Linked DNA regions of Homo sapiens: region 2 is linked to region 1. Evidence: chromatin contacts called from ENCODE Hi-C or POLR2A ChIA-PET data. All regions are on one chromosome and are shown on one strand. Each heading gives the region's core, a stretch centred on a gene start or an enhancer-like site at or near the end of the contact. The rest is flanking DNA. Distances are from core to core; before and after follow the strand shown. Region 1 has its middle 23 kb from the start of CT70. Region 2 overlaps SLC44A1 (solute carrier family 44 member 1).

Region 1 (7,071 bases), core at 1,753-4,252:
ATAAAAATCTTCTCACATTAGCCATTCAAAGTTCCTCTTCCAGGAATTGCCAAATTATGTCTTTTTTCATTTGATATTGTATCATTAAAATGTATCACTTGTCTTTGTCTTATTGATGTATATAATGTTAAATGTTCTGAACACTAATCCTTTGTCTCTCTTTGAGTTATAAGTATCTTTCTAGTCTGTGCCTTGTCTTTTCACTTTCATGTTTTCTATTGTTAATGTACAGAAGTTTTGTGTGCTTACTTGTTTTTGTTTGTTTGTTTGTTTGTTTGTTTTCTGAGGCGGAGTCTCACTCTGTTGCCCAGGCTGAAGTGCAGTGGTGCGATCTCGGCTCACTGCAACCTCCGCCTCCCAGGTTCAAGCGATTCTCCTGCCTCAGCCTCCCAAGTAGCTGGGATTACAAGCACCCACCACCATGCCCAGCTAATTTTTTGTATTTTTAGTAGAGATGGGGTTTCACCACATTGGCCAGGCTGGTCTCAAACTCCTGACCTCAAGTGATCCGCCTGCCTTGGCCTCCCAAAGTGCTGGGATTATAGGCTTGAGCCACTGTGCCCGGCCTATGATTTTCAATGAAGTTTTGTATTTTGCTCTGTAAAGCTTTTGCATGTCTTTTTTTTTTTTAACCACTGTAAGTGGTATCTTTTATCAAATTAATGTTGGTCCTTTGTTGGTGGTGATAGAAATAAAATTGATTATTGTACAATTGCAGTTTTTTCTCCCAGCTGTTCTCACTTAAAAGGGTTAGTAATTTGTTAGTTATCTTGAAATTTTCTTGTACACAATAACATTGTCTTATATCTTACAACTTCTTGTCTTACTGCGGGTGGAGGGGGGGCTAGGACTTGATAAATTAAATGTATAATAGAAAAGCAAGTAGCCAGAAGGCTTGTTCTATTCCTGATTATAAAGAGAACTTCTGGCCCAGAGCAGTGGCTCACACCTATAATCCCAGCACTTTGGGAGGCCGAGGCGGGGAGATCACTTGAGGCCAGGAGTTCCAGACCAGTTTGGCCAAAATAGAGAAACTTCAACAATTAGTCTGGCATGGTGGCCCATGCCTGTAATCCCAGCTATTTGGAAGGCTGAGGCATGAGAGAATCACTTGAATCTGGGAGGCAGAGTTTGCAGTGAGCTAAGATCCCACCAATGCACTCTAGCCTGGGCAACAGAGTGAGACTCCATCTCAAAAAAAAAAAAAAAGAAGAACATTTGAGAATCACGCCTATAATCCTAGCACTTTGGGAGGCTGAGGCCAGTGGATCACAAGGTCAGGAGTTTGAGACGAGCCTGGCCAACATGGTGAAAGCCCGTCTCTACTAAAGATACAAAAAATCACACAGGTGTGGTGGCGTGCATCTGTAATCTCAGATACTCAGGAGGCTGAGGCAGGAGAATCACTTGAACCCAGGAGGTGGAGCCGAGATCGCGCCATTGCACTCCAGCCTGAGCAACAGGGCGAGACTGTATCTCAAAAAAAAAAAAAAAAAAAGGAAAAATCTAAATATTACTAAATATCGCAAGTATTGCTTCCTCCCTTTTAATGTTTCACAGTGTATGGGGGGTTTGTTCAGAACACAATAGCTGCTCTAGTGATCAAAATCACTATACATCAACTATTATTTCAATTTTTCAGTATGCCTATTGCTGGGCTGCCCCACACAAAGAACAAATAAAAAATTATGTATCTTGTTAACTTTTGCCAAGTTGGCCAATTTCATGTTATCCATAAATGCCACACTAAAGAGAGTGAACACACACATGGTCATAAAACAGCAGGCTGAAGCTAACTCCAAAAACAAAGAAAAAATCCAACGCTAAACCATTCTGCATTTAAGTTCCCAAATGACTCCCATGGAGGCCCTTAAATTGTATTTGTTTGGAAAAAACAAACAAACAAAAACAAAAGGAGTTCATCGTTAGCATGTGGAGGATGTTCATTAGCGGCTGTAAGAAATCACGGTCTAAACTACACCGTTCAAGAAACCCACTACAGTCGTGCAGACCAATAGCACTATTCTAGAAGGTAGCTATCCCTCGTGCCCTCTAAGAACCATCGTTTTGCATCGTTAGCAAGAAGCAAAGAGTAGATCTTAAACCTCTTTAAACTTCTCTGCGTCCTATTCAAAAATTAGGATACCACTTAACTCTGCACTTTAAAAAAGGATTTCAAGTGTGCTGCATTTTAAAGACACTTCATTACAAAAGTTAGAAAATTAAAGTATAAAACTTATCAAAACAAGTTTTTACGTTTTCAGGATGATTCACTGCAGAATTTCTTTAAACAGACTCCCCTCTTTTTTGTGTGTTGAGTCTTTAGGGAAAATAAGTGATAGTAAACATCAACCACAGACACCTGCAAACTAGGAAAAAAAATAGGGTTGCTTGGACATGGTAGGGAAAATAATTTATTTTCACAGAAATTTAGCCGGGCGCGGTGGCTCACGCCTGTAATCCCTGCACTTTGGGAGCTCAAGGTGGGTGGATCACCTGAGGTCAGGAGTTCAAGACCAGCCTTGCTGACATGGTGAAACCCAGTCTCTACTAAAAATACAAAAATTAGCTGGGTGGTAGTGGCACGCGCCTGTAATACCAGCTACTTGGGAGGCTGAAGCAGGAGACTCTCTTGAGCCTGGGAGGCAGAGGTTGCGGTGAGCCGAGATCGCGCCACTGCACTCCAGCCTGGGCAACAGGGTGAGACTACGTCTCAAAAAAAAAAAAAAAAAAAAAAAAAAAGAAGAAGAAATTTAACATACAGGCGATTTTTCAGGTTCTCATTTGCTAAACCAACAATGCAGAATTTGTGAAGTAGGGGCAACAAGTTGCTGAACCTGAGAGACGCCTCTAAATGCGCTCAGAGGTTATTTCAACTGTGCTGTTTGCTAGTTCAGGTACAACAGGCAAGACAGAAAGATGCCACCGCTCTCTCCACCCTCCCAGCGCCGGATCACAGAGCGCAGACCATGCACCCAGCCTTCCACACACGTCGCGATCTCGCCGCTTTAAGCTGCTGGGTACCCTCGGCCCGCCCACAAGAAGGCGGGGCGGCGCGGGGTCTGCTGGGAGTTGTAGTTTCGGGCCGGGCCCGAGAGCTTCTTGACTCGTTTCCTTCTACCCCCACCGCCGCACAGCTGCCTATGGACTCTGGAGTTGCTGTGTATTGAGCATGGGGCACAGCCGGGGGTAAAAGGGGAGAAGGCTCCTTTAATCTGCGGATCGGGGCGCCGTTGATGAGTGTTAGAGGTGTTGGAACGCAGAGTAAGCGGCGCGCATGCGCGGCTGCCGGAGGTGGGGGCCGCTCCTCCCGTGCCACTCAGGGGCTGGCTGCTGCCTTAGGGCTGACTGGGCTCATAGGTAGGGCCTGCGGTGCAAGTTTGTGATAACACTGCCTGTAGGCTGCGGTTGTTAAGGCAGAGATTTGAAGGGGGTCGGTTGGGGGTGCTGGGTAGTGTCAGTAATCAAGGGTTTTAATCGCTACTCCATCCTGGCTTTCGGGAACCTCCCACCTCCTACCCTTTCCCAGTTTGCAGAATTGCAGCTTTCCCCATCCCCCACCCCGATCGCTTCGTGGGAAGCCTTTCCATACTGTGTTGTGAAATCCGTTAGACCTCAGCCAAGGCCTTTTAGCCCGCCCGGAATTCAAGCTGCCCCCTCCTTGCCAAATCCAGATCATGCGAGACAACAAAAGGCTTGAGGCACAAGCCCTACAAGGCAGTGCCCCTGCCAGTTCTCCTAAACTTATTGTTTACCCTGCCCTCTTCTTCCCCTGCAAATTCAGACAGCCAGGCGATAGATTAGATAAATAGATTCCATGTCCTTACATTTGCAACAGGCTTTCATAGATTCCTTTGCTCTGGAAGGTGGCATCATTATACAAAAGGACAAGTGAGAACACACGAATGTAATCAGTGGCAGAACCCTGGGACTGAACCCTACAGGAGTTCTAAGTCTATTGTTTCTCCTACCACTTCACAAATGTGTCAGAAAGAGCTGAATGAGGTGACCAGCTGCACCTGACGCTAGCTGGCTTTCGGAATGCTCAGGCCCTGGGCCCTTGGCTCACCACAACCACTCTTAAATTGACTAACAATTGCCCCTTAGTGAGTGACCTCTCCAGCAAGCCCGGAGGATTTTGCCCAGGGTAATGTTTCACATTGAGCACATACTTTGTGCTGGGCCCTGGAAAGGATGTACATCAGATCTTAAGTTAAAAGTTTCCTTTCCCCCAGGGAGACCAGGCTGTCCTATCAAGTATTCTGTATTTCCCAAAGGATAGTATTAGCCACACTTTGTTATATGATTGCTTGTTTGCCTGTTTTCTTTTCTTTTCTTTCTTTATTTCTTTGAGACAGGGTCTCCCTCTGTCACCCAGGTTGAAGTGCAGTGGTGCGATCATAGCTCACTGCAAGTTCAGACTCCTGGGCTCAAGCGATCCTTCTCCCACCTCAGCCTCTGGAGTAGCTGGAAGTACAGGCGTGCACCACCATGCCCAGCTAATTAAAAAAAAAAAATTTAGAGGAGGTCTCACAATGTTACTCAGGCTGATTTCAAACTTCTGGGCTCAAGTGATCCTCCTGCTTCAACGTCCCAAAGTTCTGGAATTACAGACACGAGCCACCCTACCTGGCCTGCCTGCCTTGCTTGAGAAGCTGCAGCACTATTTTGTTCACCATTGTATTAGCAGTGCTAACATATAGTGGCCTTTTCATACATGTCAAATAGACATATAAATGATGAATGCATGAGTCCAGTGTCTGACCTTCATGTCTGTGCCCAGAGTCTGTTGGGAGAGGTGGAGATGAAAATAGAGGTAGGCTGGGCACAGTGGCTCACACTTGTAATCCCAGCACTTTGGGAGGCCGAGGCGGGCAGATCATGAGGTCAAGAGATGGAGACCATCCTGGCCAACATGGTGAAACCCTGTCTCTACTAAAAATACAAAATTAGCTGGGCATGGTGGCACATGCCTGTAGTCCCAGCTACTCGGCAGGCTGAGGCAGGAGAATCGCTTGAACTTGGGAGGTGGAGGTTGCAGTGAGCCGAGATCGCTCCACTACAACCTGGTGACAGAGTGAGACTCCGTACCCCCCGCCACCAAAAAAAAAAAAAAAAGAAGAAGAAAATAGAGGTACATGTTTATACAAAGTTTGGAACAGGAAGGCAGATGCACATAACTGCCTGGCGTGGTTCCAAAAACCTGAATGGAGAAGGCAGTATCTGCTAATGGGGGCTCTCTGCTAAGCTTTGGAATTGTCCATTATTGTATTAGCATATAAGAAGTTATCACACCAAAGGCTCCCCATGAGCCTTGCCTGGGAAAGGGACTGATTATTTAAGAGCCAACCAGCACAGGTACGGAGATGCTACCCTCTTCTAGGTGGTCATCTGGAGAAGCTGTGCTTTCCAGGGACTCTGGATTTCTTCAAATATCCTTGGAATGCTCCTTGTGGAAATGGCTTTTGAATCTACAGCACATTCTTTTGGACCTCCTCAGCACAGGAACATCTCGTTCCTTTAGGGATTTGATAGTTGGGAAGAGCCAGAAGTCACTTGGCTGGAGGTCTAGAGTATGAGGAAGATGATCATGCTGCATAATAGCTGCTGTTGAAATTTGAAGGAAGGAGTTAGTATGCTGACATAGGGCAAGAGTTCTCATCCTGGAGTGTGTGGAAGTTTTTAAGTATATGTGTATTTTTGTCTATTTATTTTTGAGACAGGGTCTCACTCTGTCACCCAGGTTGGAGTGCAGTGGTATTATCTTGGCTCACTGCAACCTCTGCCTCCCAGGCTCAAGGGATCAATCCTCCCAGCTCAGCCTCCCAAGTAGCTGGGACCACAGGTGTGTACCACCATGTCTGGCTAAATTTTTGTATTTTTGGTAGAGACTGGTTTCACCATGTTGCCCAGGCTGGTCTTGAGCTCCTGAGCTCAAGTGATCCACCTGCCTCGGCTTCCCAAAGTGCTGGGATTACAGGCGTGAGCCCCCACACCTGGCTGTATGTGTTCTTTACTGAGGGATCCTGTTTTTAGCTTTAACAGATTTTCCCCAAGGACTCCATGATTCAAAGAAATGAACAACTACTGCTATAGATTCAGGAGATCTTAGGAATTCTTAGGAGAATCCTAAGAAATCTTAGGATTTCTTCTGTGGCTTGTAAAGTGGCTCTGAAGGAAAGTCATGTCTTAGGAAAGCAGAGGATAGGTTTCAGCTGTGCCTGCAATTGGAAATGTTGTCTCAGTGGGTTTCAAAGCTCCAGAGCCTTGGTGACCCCACATACGAAGTGAAGAGTAGAACTGGGTAGGTGGTGTCTATGGGTCTGACTGTGACCCCATGAAATTCCAACAAAGGAATTTCAGAAATGTTCTTCCAAGATAGTGGAATCCCTGGACTAGGCATGTAATGCAAACTTCCCAGGTGACTCAAATGACGGCCCCAATTTGGATGCTTGTTAGTAGTGTGTGTAAGGAGGCAGACCTGGTCTTATTTCTCAGTAAATTCCAAACCCAGAAGGAAAAACCAGGAATGGTCCTTTTTGGCATCCCCAGCCTCTAACATAGGGCAGAGGGCTTTGGTGTGCGTCAGTAGTCTGGAAGGAGGAGCTCAGCCTGGTCACTTCTGCATTGGAGCCTAGAGCCTTTTTTTTTTTTTTTTTTTTTTTGCCATACTCTTAAGCCTGTAGCAGCCACTGTTGATCTGGGGGCCTTAAAAACAAGTTTGGGCCAGGTGTGGTGGCACACCCCTGTAATCCCAGCTCTTTGGGAGGCTGAAGCAGTTGGATCACCTGAAGTCAGGAGTTCGAGACCAGAGTGGACAACATGGTGAAACCCTGTCTCTACTAAAAATACAAAAATTAGCCTGGCATGGTGGTGCATGCCTGTGATCCCATCTACTCGGGAGGCTGAGACATGAGAATCACCTGAACCCGGGAGGCAGAGATTGCAGTGAGCCGAGAACACACCACTGCACTCCAGCCTGGGCAACAGAGTAAGACTCTGTCTCAAAAACAAACAAACAAACGAAACAAGTTTGGTCTCCTAATTTCATAAAACTCTGAGTACCCAAGA
Region 2 (7,071 bases), core at 2,201-4,700, 350 kb after region 1:
GTCTTATTTTAAGGAAACTCCATATTTGCAATATCTACACATATACAGAATAGGACTTTAGTGGCCACTGATCACCTTCTTTAAAGTCATAGTCCTGTATCTTTAGTGTCTCTGGTTCAGTCTACCCCGTGATCACATATTAACTTATGCAGAGGATTATTTAGGGGATTGTACCAATATGAAAACTGTGCTCACACTTTAAATGATTGCCAAACTTTCTGGGCCTATACTATACCACATAACCATCTATTTTAGGGAGAATATTATTCTTTAATTAGCATGTAAAACATGCCTCTTTTGAAGACTTTTTAAAGAGTTACTGAATCTTATCGACTGTGCATACCTGTTCCTGTTTGAAAAAGAACTAGAAAAATATAGATAAAATATGCTAAAATATTTGCATGGAAGATCCTCTTATCAGCTAAGCACTTGTACAGTGTTTCATTATGTGACTAGGACTTCTCTTCCTCGTGATGACTTAAATCATATTGCTGTTTACTGAGTGACTATCCTTCACCTTTTTTGAAAATTATGTTTATTATTTTATTTAGCCCTCAGCAAATATTTATGGAAAATCAGCTGTGTCCTACAGACCACTATTACGAATACTAAAATAACAAGCGACCTAAGTGGTTGAAAAAAGCGTTTGGTTAAATTCATTCATTCATTCATTTGTGAACTCTGTTTCCTGGCCATCTTCTTTGAGTTAGGCACTTGAGATTATAGTCTTGAGCAAAATAAACATACTTTTTTTTTTATCTCATGGGAATTACAGTTTTGTGGAGACAACAATAAAATCATCATACAATCACAAATTATTATAGCTATAGGAAGCGTTTTGAAGAGAGAGGTGTAAGGGTATGAGAGGTTATAATGGGAAGGCCATGAGAAAGGTTACAATGGGAGGTCCTGGCCCGGTCTTAGATACTGTGGAGTCAGTAAAAATGATGCTGTAGAAGTATGTCCATAGCATGCAATATATGCATAACATTATTAAGGGAAAAATGAATTGCAAACCAGTATGTACAGCATGATTTTATTTATAAATGTAAAAATATACATGTACATAGAAAAGTATAGAATGACATGAAAATGTCAACAGTGTGATTAGCTGTTGAATTATGGATGGTTTTAATTTTATACTTATCTCTTTTTTCCTAAGTTTTCTATAATCGATATATACATTACTTGGGTAATGGAAAAAAAGGATAAAAAGACATCTGTAGTCCCTGTGCTTGAAGACCTTGCATTCTAGTGGGGAAGACAAAATACATAGAGAAATTATGACAGTTCAGTGATGAAATGTCATGTAAAAGTGTTGTCTATTGAAAGCTGAGTGACTCCACTTTCCTGAGTTCCTAACAGCAGGCTGGTGGGGAGAGGAAAAGAAGGCAATTTGGTGATAGTACTGGAACCACCATTGTATTACTTTCCTAATGTTGCTGTAACAAATTACCATAAAGTAAGAAGCTTTAAACAATGAAGTTCTGTAAATCGGAAACTGAAGCAAATTCATTGCTTTTAACAACGAAGTTCTGTAAATCAGAAGTCTGTGCACAGCATGGCTTAGCTGGTTGCTGTGGGTTTTGAAGGCTGAAATCAAAGTGTTGACAGGGCTGTGATTTTTTTCTTGAGGTTCTAGGGAATGAATCCTCTTCCAAGCTCATTGAGGCTATTGACAGAATTCAGTTTCACATGGCTGTAGGACTGAGTTCCTATCTCCTTGCTGGCTATAAACTGAGAGTCAGTTTCAGCTTCTGGAGGTAACATATATTCTATAGCATATATTCTATGGCTCATGACTCCCATCCTCCAGCAAAATTGGGTCAGATTCTCAGTCTTGAATCTCTCTGACCTCCCCTTAGGGCAGCATCTTGGTTGCAGGTTGTACATATGAGTTGAAGACTCTCAGCCAGTGACAGGGTTTCAGGGACAGGGTAATTTTAGGCAGAGTTTTGGAGCCTCATTTAGGTATAAAGATGCTAACTAAATTTTCAGAAGGTAAGTTTATGGAGATGTCTTTGAAAATATTTTTTGTCATATTTTGGGGGTTCAAGGCAGGGCTTGCATTTTATCAGGGTAAAGTCAAGTAAAGTCGGCTGTGGAAGGATGGTACACATAATGGTGATTGGACGAAGAGGTGACTAGATGGTTATGAGGGTTTGGGGACTGAGAGGTGGCTCCAGGAGCCCATCTTCTAGTGAAGATGGAATTCTGATTAGAATACCAAGCTTGGTTCTCACTGTCTGAGGAATAGTGTGGTTGAGTCTACAGGTTGGAATTCTTGTTGGCCATCCTAAAGCCCAGAGAAGACTGGCACACACAGGAAGGTGCTCCTGACTCTATCTTGTACTCCTGACTCTATCTTGTGGAGTTGTAGAAGCTCAGAAGAAGAGAGGTATACATTTGTCCATTGGACTAATTCTTAAGTTTTACAGAGTATTCTCCCTACCTGTTGTCAAGGTATTCCTCAGAGCAGCCCAGTAGATCACCTACTTCTTCCCACACTTAGGGATACGTTTAAACAAATGGAGATGCTCTAAGCCTTTGATGAATTTGGCTTTGCTTTGAGGGAAAGCACTCCTCTCTCTGTCTCCTGTCAGTACTCTCTGATTCTAACTCTAACCTACTGTCACTCCCACTTTAGCATAAAGTGGAAAAGAGCAGCCTAGATAGATACCTCACATAAACTTGTATTTGAGAACTTATTTCCTCCCAAATTTACAAGCATTTGGAAATAGTAACATCTGTGACGTTCTAAATGAAAACTTATTGTATTATTTATACAGGTTTTTTTGTTTGTTTGTTTTTTGAGATGGAGTCTCGCCCTGTCACCCAGGCTGGAGTGCAATGGGCAAGATCTCAGCTCACTGCAACCTCCGCCTCCCGAGTTCAATAGATTCTCCTGCCTTAGCCTCCCAAGTAGCTGGGATCACAAGCACCTGCCACCACACCCAGCTAATTTTTGTATTTTTAGTAGAGATGGAGTTTCACCATGTTGGCCAGGCCAGTCTTGAACTCCTGACCTCAATGTTCCCCCCACCTCAGCCTCCCAAAGTGCTGGGATTATAGGCGTGAGCCACTACACCCGGCCTATACAGTTTTTTTCCTAAACTTTCATTCCCTCTCATGGAAAATATTAGAAGTTGTAAAGACGCTAACTAAATTTTCAGAAGGTAAATTTATGGAGATTTTTTTGTCATATTTTGTGACCATACTACTCTTAAGCCTAAATTTTTAAACTCTTTACAAAGGTAACATCTGTATTGCTAGTGCATTTCTGCCTTTAGGATAATACTTGCTGTGGAAAATACTGCGAGCAATTTGAAAGAGGAGATCCAGCTACGTACCTTAGAAAATGCGGGAGTTCAAAGTCAAAATGTTTTGCCAATTCTAAATAGGGAAGTGAAAACCTGTTTAACAGAATTAGATGACATGTATGCAGCTAGGCGGCAAGGAAGGGATGATTGGTTTTTCTCCGTGTTGTTTGACTAGGTGTATATGTTTGCCATGTCTAAGTTAAACAGCTGGTACAAATGCTCAATCTGAAGTCTCACTACTTGAGTTGGTTCTAGGTTACCTGACACCTGTGAAGATTTTTACAAGCTTTAGTCATTGTTCATGAGCTGATAGACAATGACCTTTGTAATATACTTCAGGTAATTATTAACTGCTTCAACTATGAGTTTGATGGCAATCAAGTGGGTTTGCCACCCACTTGTGTTTACCTGGGTGTCAGAGTTGAGGGCATCTAAGAAGTTAGAGGGCACACAGTCCACACACAACCACCCTTATATCTGACCCCAATTGCAAGATCAGGGGTCCATAAAACCACCTATTTCCTGGCAAATTATTTGCCAGGAAGACTTGCAGAACTCACTGAACGCTACTGTACTCATGGTTATGGTTTATTTTTAGGAAAGGATATAGAGTAAAATCAGCCAACAAAAGGAGTGCATGGGGCAGAGCTTCCATTGTTGTCTCCCTTGGGGAGAGTGGAGTACACGGAGTCCGAGCACAGTACTTTCTCAGTGTCAGTGTGTGACAATACACAGAGTATGGCTAACCAAAGAAGCTCACCTAAGCCTCAGTGTTCATAATTTTTGTTGGGACTCCATTATATGGCTGACTCAGGCTCCAGTCTCCAGCTCCTCTGGTCAATTTGATACCATGTGATCCCAAACTCTTAATCTAAACAACATTGTTGGTCTTTCTAGGGTGGTCGACGCCCACCCTAAATAGTATGTGGAGTGGTCTACCCCAACCCTAAAACACATTGTTAGACTTCTGTGACCCAAGAGCACCAAGTAAACAAAGACACTCCTATAAGGCTTAGAAATTAACTCCCAGAAGTGAAGGGCAAAGTCCAGATCTCTTTCTGAGTAAGGTTAAATTCTTACTACACACTGGGGCTCATTAAATTAAATTGGATTTTGTAAAGTCGATTTTCAGGAAGAAATTTAAAAATATTTCATTGTTATAGTTTTGTTGAGTTATAACTTACATATAGTAAAATTTACTCATTCAAGTGTAGTTTGAATTTGGTAACTATATGCAGTCATGCATCCTCCATCACAATCCATACTTCTTTTGCTCTTAGAAAATTACCTTGTGCCCCTTTGTAGTCAGTCCTTGCCCCCATTCTTGTCCCTAGACAACCACTGATCTGCTTTTCGTAGTATAGTTTTGTTTTTTCTAGAATGTCATATACAAATAATTATATATTATGTAGTATTTTGTGTCTACCTTTTAAAACATATAATAATGCTACTGAGATTCATGCATGTTGTTAAATACATCAGTGGTTAGTTCCTTTTAAATTACTGAGAAATATTCCATTGTGTGGCTATAACACAGTTTATCTGTTCACTAGGTTTTTTGCCATTTGGGTTATTTCAATATTTAACTTTTTTTTTTTTTTTTTTTTTACTATTGTGAGTAATACTGCTTTAACAATTTGTGTATGTAATTTAATATATTTCATTACTCTTGAAGAGTTAGATATATAGCATTGAGATTGCAGAGTCATGTGGTGAGGATGTTTAACTTTATAAGAAATTATCAAGCTGTTTCCCAAAGTGGTTGCTGCACTATTTTGCATTCCCACTACAATAGTAGGAGGGTTATATTTGCTTCACTTCCTCCTAACATTTTGTATTATGAGACTTTTTGTTATTTGTTACATTTTATTTTATTTTATTTTTTTTAGAGATAGGATCTCACTATGTTGCACAGTTTGGAGTGCCATGGCTATTTATTGGCATGATTATAGCACGCTACAGCCTCGAATTCCTGGCCTTAAGTGACCCTGAGGCTCCCATATAGCTGGGACTATAGGTACAGTCCCATGCATGTCACCATGCATGTCTCTGTTCTTTTTATTCTTAGCCATTCTAGTGAATCTGTAGTGGTATCTCACTGTGGTTTTAATTTGCATGTTTCTAATGACCGATGATGTTGACCATCTTTTTAAGTGCTGGTTGACCATCCATCTGTTTTCTTTTGTGAAGTATTCATATCTTGCATATTTTAAAACAAACTGGTTAGTCTTAATGAGTTATGAGCACTAAATCTGTATACAAGACCTTTGTTAGGTAAGTGTTTTGCAATTATTTTTTCTAATCTTTGGTTTGCTTTTTGTTTTCTTAGTGACATCTTTTGATGAGCAAAAGTTTTACATTTTGATAAAGTTGAATTTGTTTGTTTTTATTAATGGCTCATGTTTTTTGTGTACTATCTGGGAAATTACTGCCTTACCCCAAATTCACAATGATTTTTTTTTGTGCTTTCTACTGAAAGTTTTTTAGTTAGCGCTTATGTTGATATATATGATTCATTTTGATTTAATTTTTGATTATGGTGTGAAGAAAAGGTCAAGGTTTATCTTTTTTCTCCCATACAAAAATACAGTTATTCCAGAAGCATTTATTGAAAAGACTATCTTCCCCATTGAATTACTTTGCCACCTTTGTCAAAAATAGATTTTGTTATAGGTTTGATGGCATGAAAGGAGGCTGATGGAGTTTCTAGTAATAGCAGCTACCAGTATTATGGAGAAATAGAAATAGTTTACCTCAAATTAAATAAGCAAGGACATCATCTTTTTAATAGCACTATTTTAAATAACTAGTTGCAGCAAATCATAATAAAAGAGATAACTAGAATATGTATAGGTAGTTAGAAAGAAAAATAATACTATTTGCCAGTGACAAGGGACTATAACCTGGAATGTTTAGGAGATTCAACAAAAACGTATCTTGAAATGAGGCGCTTAAATTATAGGTTATAAAGCAGATGCCTAACTAAAGTCAGTCGTTTGTCTTATCAGTGCACAGAAAATACAATGAAAAATATAATACTTGTTTTATTAAAATAAAATCTAACAGGATATATGTGGGACCAAATACAGAGAGTTATAGTATTTTAATTAAAAAAAAAAAACAAGAGAGATATAATCTACTTCTGGTTGAGTAGTCTTAATATAGTAAAGATGACAATACTAACAAAGTTATTATATAGATTTAATAAAGTGCCAGTTAAGATCCCAGTAGGATGTGCATTGAACTTGATTGATAGTATAAATCACAGAGTAAAGGATCAGGGAAGAATTTCAGAGGAGAAATGTTTTTAAATTGTTTCTCATTCACAAAATAATTTGAAAGGATTAGAAGTAGGTGCATATATTGTAAGACAATGAAATGGGAATAAAAAAGATCAGGAGGCACACCGTGGAAGTGGAGAAGAGATGAGACCAGAAATCTAGGCTAAGTGTAGTTACTGACATAAAGCACTAAATTAGCTGTGAACTTTCTGGTTTTGAAGGCAGGAAGGGAAACATATGGGTTTCACCATGGGTTGGATATAAGACAACAGGGAATATTGGACACTTTGGACTTTACGTGTGTGTGCCCCATGTAAAGGAGATAGCTGCTAATTGGGGTGAGTTTTGGCATATGGGTAGATGGGGCCAGTGATGCTAAGTTTTCAAAAGAAGCCGGAAGTCTGTTAATGAGTAGAAGAGTGTATCAGTCTTATGATTTTTAAATGTTGGCAGTTAGCATACTAGCCAAA

The links. A loop is a pair of places that touch in the nucleus more often than their neighbours do. ChIA-PET counts read pairs that join two places held with the same protein, here RNA polymerase II (POLR2A). Pooled maps may share reads with other maps.
Region 2: a loop to region 1 is called in a pooled map, with 2.1 times the contacts of the local background. The contact joins two enhancer-like sites. A Hi-C loop is called at or near these places in 1 of 50 pooled maps. POLR2A ChIA-PET finds 5 or more read pairs at or near these places in 2 of 52 experiments (HEK293T and OCI-LY7).

The regions. Positions count from the first base shown.
Region 1 is chr9:104,965,274-104,972,344 of GRCh38, forward strand. No RefSeq gene overlaps it. Among named protein-coding and RNA genes, the nearest start is that of CT70, 23 kb to the right of the region's middle. RefSeq lists enhancers at 2,887-2,936, 3,017-3,066. Within about 2 kb of position 3,003, at least 34 of the 41 ENCODE cell types and tissues checked have a DNase peak (open chromatin) inside an H3K27ac peak, as active enhancers do.
Region 2 is chr9:105,315,386-105,322,456 of GRCh38, forward strand. The region is part of intron 3 of SLC44A1 (solute carrier family 44 member 1); the gene reads left to right. Among named protein-coding and RNA genes, the nearest start is that of SLC44A1, 74 kb to the left of the region's middle. Within about 2 kb of position 3,451, at least 4 of the 41 ENCODE cell types and tissues checked have a DNase peak (open chromatin) inside an H3K27ac peak, as active enhancers do.